Linked DNA regions of Homo sapiens: region 2 is linked to region 1. Evidence: read pairs that join two places in POLR2A ChIA-PET (ENCODE). Cell type or tissue: MCF 10A. All regions are shown on one strand. Each heading gives the region's core, and the rest is flanking DNA. Links, peaks and the distances in the headings are about the cores only. Region 1 overlaps KCNK2 (potassium two pore domain channel subfamily K member 2). Region 2 has its middle 59 kb from the start of KCNK2.

Region 1 (2,932 bases), core at 147-2,646:
CTTGAGCCTGGGAGGTCAAGGGGACACTGAGCTGTGATCATGCTCTCCAGCCTGGGTGACAGAGCAAAACCCTGTCTCAAAAAATAAATAAATAAAATAACTTGGATCTTAACAAACCTCTGAGGGGGTCTTGAGGACCACATTTTGAAAACAACTATTCTGTACTGAACTTGTTATTTTTGTTTGTTTGTTTGATTTCGGTTTTTACCTGGAAAACCAAAGTAAGCAATGCTTTAAAATAATGGCATTTTATCTCCACATCTTTCAATAGCTATATATTATTGATTTTCAACTCTTATTGGACTGAACAGTCTTTCCAGAGCTAAGTTAAATAAGAATAATGACAGCAGATTCTTCATTTTTGTCACATAAAGTCATCAATGGTTTAAGTGTTTAATCACTAAATATATTGGCTGTTGGCAAGAAAATGGCATTTAATTAAATAAAATATGACAACAAGCAAACAAAAAAAGACATAAAACTTTAAAAAACTAAAAAATAACTTTGGAAAATATTTTAAGATAGCAATAAACATACAGGGGATGGAACAGAGGTAATAAGTGAAGAAATATAAAATGGTTCGATTTTAGCATAAATCAAATAAAGTTATTGGTTCATACACTCTAATCTAGTGAACTCATAGGCTATGTAGCTTAAAAATATATATCAAGGCTTCCATAAATCTGAAAGAGTTGCTTGTGATCATCATGCTGTTATCTAGTTACTCTGGAGGGAATGGTTTCACAGTTAATAAACATGGAAATGCCACAGATTCACGTGCACACAAACAATTAGGCACAGGTACAGGGTCATCTAGGTTTGTAACTCTCAGGAAGAACTAAATGTTTCCAGTAAAAATCAGGGAAGGGGAATTTAGACAGATTATACTTGCATCAAAAGTATATTTTTAGATTTTACGTACATTTCTTCAACACGTTCATTTATTCAAAAATATTTAGCAGTTGTATATGGTACTAGGTGATGGGGAAGCAATAGAAAAGAAGAAACATACATGGTGTTGTAGATGAGAAAAGATAAGGTAAGTCTTCAGACTCCGCCCCCATTAATTAAAATTATTTTATTGACTATAGCAATTGATTTAATATAGCCTTCATAACCAGCACTATGATTTTAGCTTATTCTTTTTCTCATCAATAATGAATTACAACATCACCCAGACACTTGGATAAAGTCCACAAATTATTTAAATTCAAAAGAAGACTATAATCAGAAACAGTAGTGTCTGGCAACATGTGGGTTGTAAATCATTATCACAGAGCTGTAATTATTGAAACAGAGGTTTGAGATAGAGCTGAGGGTATGTCAAATCACTATGAGAATGAGTCTACCATGAGGTCTTTTCTCTAGAATATTCTTGTAAGTCTATTTTGTATTTTTGTATGAGGTGTCTTGGTCAACATCCACAGGAAACTGGATGTCCTTTCCCACTCACTGACGTAGAGCTAAGAATCTCTGAAATTTCAACATCAGTTCAGGTCATCAGAGTACTTTTCCAATGCCTTCATGAGAACTGTTTCTGGGTGTGTCACATTATGTGGCTAAAGTAACATAATCACCGAATAGATAATAAAATTTCACTTTTTCATTAAAAGCAACATTTCTGTACAATCAAGTCATGTTGACAACTTATGAATAAGTTGAATGGTTTAGGTTAAGATAAGCGAAGATGGAATCCTATATATTTCATCCTAATACATGATTACCTGAAGTGCTGATTAATAAGAAAGGGCTTCCAAACTTAAAACTTGCCACAGAAACAGTAAAAGATAATCTTGATTGGATTCACATTTAATTTTGCTCCTCCGTTTATAGACAAGTATAGGATGGACACTAGGAAAATTAGTTGAATACATGGTTCCACTTAAGAGTGTAGCATTAAACTTAAGAAATAGAGCTCTAGGAGGCTTATACTCATACACATGATAAAGATAATTATGGAACATCTTGATTTCCATGACAATGGTGGCTTTAGAATCAAAGTTCACAAAGTTCCACTGTGAATTTGTGGATTTTTGAATTGTAAATTGTAAATGCTGTCTCAATGCCATCTGGCATTCTGGAGCTTTATTCACTTTAACACCAAACAATGATAAAACACACTTACTTGTAAGTATATGGGACTAGTACAGACTTGGCATTCAAGGAAGTGACTGACAATCATGAAAATGTTTCTGTCAGTCCAACTCCAAGGAACAGCTTTTTGTGTGCTATAAAGTACTAGAATGGCCATGTTTTCATTAAAGAAGAAGATATAGGGAATTTAGCAATTTTGGAAAAGGCTGAAGAATGTACTGCTTTCAGAGTAGGCTATATTGTGGATCTTAAAACACAAATGGCACCAGAAGTTCTGATTTTACTTATTTTTCCTATACTGAGATGTTTATGTTCATCAAAACAGTACAGAATGTTTTGAACAAATTCCTCCTCTGTTATCATCAGGATTTCATTAAAATATGCTGTCACACCTATCATCCTAAAAGTAGAATCACATTAATAATTTGAACACTTTTAAGTGATAAAGAAAATTCTGAACTGCAGGTACAAGGGGTTAACACCTAATTAGTTTATACCAATGATATATGTATAACTGGTTCGATGCCAACTTATTTTAATTGGATATTTAAGATTTTTTCCGCTTTTTCTCCATTTTTAAAAACGACATAATTTCCAATAAGTTGTACAATGGCCAAATCCACTTATAATTATACTGACATATATACAGTAACACAGCTCCTGAAACAGTAACAAGTATCATCTTGCCAAATTTCTGGTAGTTGCAATTATAGATTTTTATTTGCGACCATTTCTTTGCGGGGGAAGCCAGTTTCCACACTGAGAAGAAACTAGTCTTTAGATAACGAATCCAATCACACATCCACAACACTACATGTGACCACTTCAACCCATGTAA
Region 2 (2,932 bases), core at 203-2,702, 96 kb after region 1:
AATAGGGAACAAATAAGGAAACAGAAAAAGGAAAGAAAATGTTATACTGAAAAGAAAGCCTTATAATAATATCACTTACATAAAAGTATAAAAGTCCATATGTATGCATATTTTCTGACCTGGAGGAGCAATTTATAGCACCTTTATTGAGTGTGCTTTTCTAGAGTACTTTTTATGTCTGAACTTATTTAACCATCACCATAATCCCACAATAATATTGAAAATATTATCCTCATTTAACCAATGAGAAAACTAAGAGGTTAAGTAAGTAATTTATGAAGAGTTACATGATTATTTAGCTCCAGGGTTTGGATTTGAACCCAGGCACTGTGACCCTAAAACCTTGGCACTTAACCATCAGATAGCTTAGCTTTTAACAAATTTATGTCCAAGACATATTATAAGGCTAAATTCACAAATTGCAACATAATGTGTGTAACACTGTTTTATCTCAGTTAAAAAAAAAAAAAAAAAAAACTCCTGTAGATACATAATGAACATATGTTTTATAGACATATATTTGTTTGAGCAAGAAGAAAGATGTAGTTTAGTCCACAGGCTATTAAATTTGTTAGCTCTGGTGGGTGGAGATGGATATAAAGACAAGAGTGGGGCAATTGGTTTTGGTTTTATATACCGCTAAAACATGTTTGATAAGTACCTAGATAGTCTCCTACACAGTGTATAAAAGTTAATTGCTGAGATGTTTTGTTTTGTTTTGTTTTTCTCATTTAGGGCTCTTTGATATTTAAGCAACATTTGTTCAATGGGAATTTCAGGCATGAAAAGCTTTATAAAGGAGGTGGCACTCAGTATATAGGTAAGATTTTGAGATGTCAGAACAATTACATGAAAAAAAAATTATGGCAAAATATTGCAAGACATCTTTAAGCCTACTCCTTCAATAACCTGGGCTAGAGGAAGTGTTTTTGTATGAAAGCAATGTTAGAAGTCTGAAAGACGGCATAGGCTTATACAGCCTTGAATGCTAGGATTAGAAACATATTATTCACTGCGTAAGTGAACTGGGCTCCTGCAATACTGGACCTCTTAAAACTGTGCACTAACCGTATGAGAGTCTGATATGGATGCAGCCTTGACATCAGGGAGGGTCCTAGGCTTGGCTCCAGCCTGCAAGTCCTTTACCTAATACTGGCCCCATTCAAAGATTGTTTTATTCCATGTGTCTCTTGTCACCCTTGTTCCACAGATGCCTATGGAACATCTGGTAGTTCCAGTGAGTCCACAGGGTGTCAGGTGTCAGTGCAGAAGCACTTGCTCCACTCAGATCCCTATACCTGCCTTAGGAAGTTCATGCCACCTTACTCTTCCAGAAGCAAAATAAATGCCCCATCCATAAAGGACCATGTTTCCTTTCTCCTGCCTACTCCTTGGCAGCAGTTTTACTTCTGCACCCTGCTGGATTTTCCTGGCAATGGTTAGGAAAATCCGCAGAGCTAGGTATGCAGATTTCATCCTTCTCCTCTTTTGTGTCCTAATGACAAGAACATTAAAGGCAGCAAGGTGAAGTGGAGGGGAGACAAAGCAAAACAAAATAGAGTATAATGTAGGATTTAGGTTGGACACATCTCAGATAAAAGCTGCATCTAAATCAACATAGCTTTGAGCCACCTCTCATGCAAATTTCTTCACCTGGAAAGCCAAGTGTTTTGCAAACCCAAAATTTTATTTTTAAAATTGTGCAATTGTTCTGCATCATTGCCATTACTGATGAGAATATATGTCAAAACAAATTCAGGAATTTGGTGCTTACGCAATGACATTCACTGGTTGCTGGACTTTAGCTGGAAAAGTCGTCGAAGCCAAATCAGTTTATAACATGGTCGGGCTCACTGACTAGGGCACTCAACTATTGATTATGATTGTTGTCCAGTGATTTAATGTAAAATACTCTTGCCTCTTTCCATGCTGTAACTGCTTTAATGTAATTCAATTCAGAGTATAAAATGATGTTGAAGTGACATACTTATGGCTGAGGGGCAGATTTTAAAAGGTGATTCATTAAAGGATTACTGAACTGGCACATTCAGTTATGCACAGCTGGATTATATGGCAGGGTTCTCTGTCAAGAAGAGTGCACAGGAAGATGCCTTTGTAGTAGAGGGCTGGCCTGAGCCCAAAGAGCTTATGTATTTCCAAGAATAAATTTCATTCTCTCACCATACAGGAAAAAAAGATACAAAAAAAATAATAATAATAACAAGCCTTAGAGAAAGTTCCTAAAATGCAAGAAGGGATTTTTTGGAAAGGATTTATACAGTTGTTTTACAGTAGCAATAGCTCCATTAAAACGAAAGGCTCATATTTCAGGGCCACCTACTTCAGTTTCAAAATCTGTAGGCTGTGGAAATCCATGTGTTAACAGGCATACTGTTCATACTTAGATATTGTATCACTGAGTTGTTTCTTTCCATTTCTAGTAATTCTTTTTACCCATGTGATTCTAACCCCACTAATAAAGTCTCTTTTAGATTCATGGCCTCTGGGAAGGAAAGAAGGAAGGAGTAAATCACTGACTTTCACTTTAAAAGTCAAAGTCCTTGCATAAACATTAAAGTTGTGAAATCCAGGGTTTGTTTCTTTCTTTCCCATTTTAGACAAGATAAAGATTAGCTGGGCTGGAAAAGAAGAGAAAAATCAGGGAGAAGGCAGATTAGATGTTCCTGGTGTTTTGGGAAAGGGCCATGTACCTTCCCCAAACCATAGGCCAAGTTAGGCAGAAGGAAGGTTGCACATCTTCAGACAAGTTTAGGGATTTGAATGGAGCCCGTGACCTGGAACTTAGTAAGGGAGTGCATTTTAAAAAAATATCCTGTGCCCTCCTTGGCATGATAGCATTTGAATAGTAATGGTTCCATAAGGTATTCAGCCAAAAAAAGGCTGAGACAAATTTGAAAATCCCCTGTGGACC

What was found. ChIA-PET counts read pairs that join two places held together with the same protein. Peaks named below come from ENCODE experiments on the same cell type or tissue, not always from the same donor. Only the 100,000 strongest peaks of a DNase experiment are listed, where the experiment ranks them.
Region 2: POLR2A ChIA-PET joins it to region 1 with 13 read pairs; 1 of 35 experiments calls an interaction of 5 or more read pairs at or near these places.

The regions. Positions count from the first base shown.
Region 1 is chr1:215,118,452-215,121,383 of GRCh38, reverse strand. All of the region lies in intron 2 of KCNK2 (potassium two pore domain channel subfamily K member 2), which reads right to left. Among named protein-coding and RNA genes, the nearest start is that of KCNK2, 37 kb to the right of the region's middle. In MCF 10A, for the core only: no CTCF peak of the experiment used is centred there; a DNase peak (open chromatin) is centred at 1,463.
Region 2 is chr1:215,022,491-215,025,422 of GRCh38, reverse strand. It overlaps a transcript of KCNK2 not described here. Among named protein-coding and RNA genes, the nearest start is that of KCNK2, 59 kb to the left of the region's middle. In MCF 10A, for the core only: no CTCF peak of the experiment used is centred there; DNase peaks (open chromatin) are centred at 1,762, 2,042 and 2,422.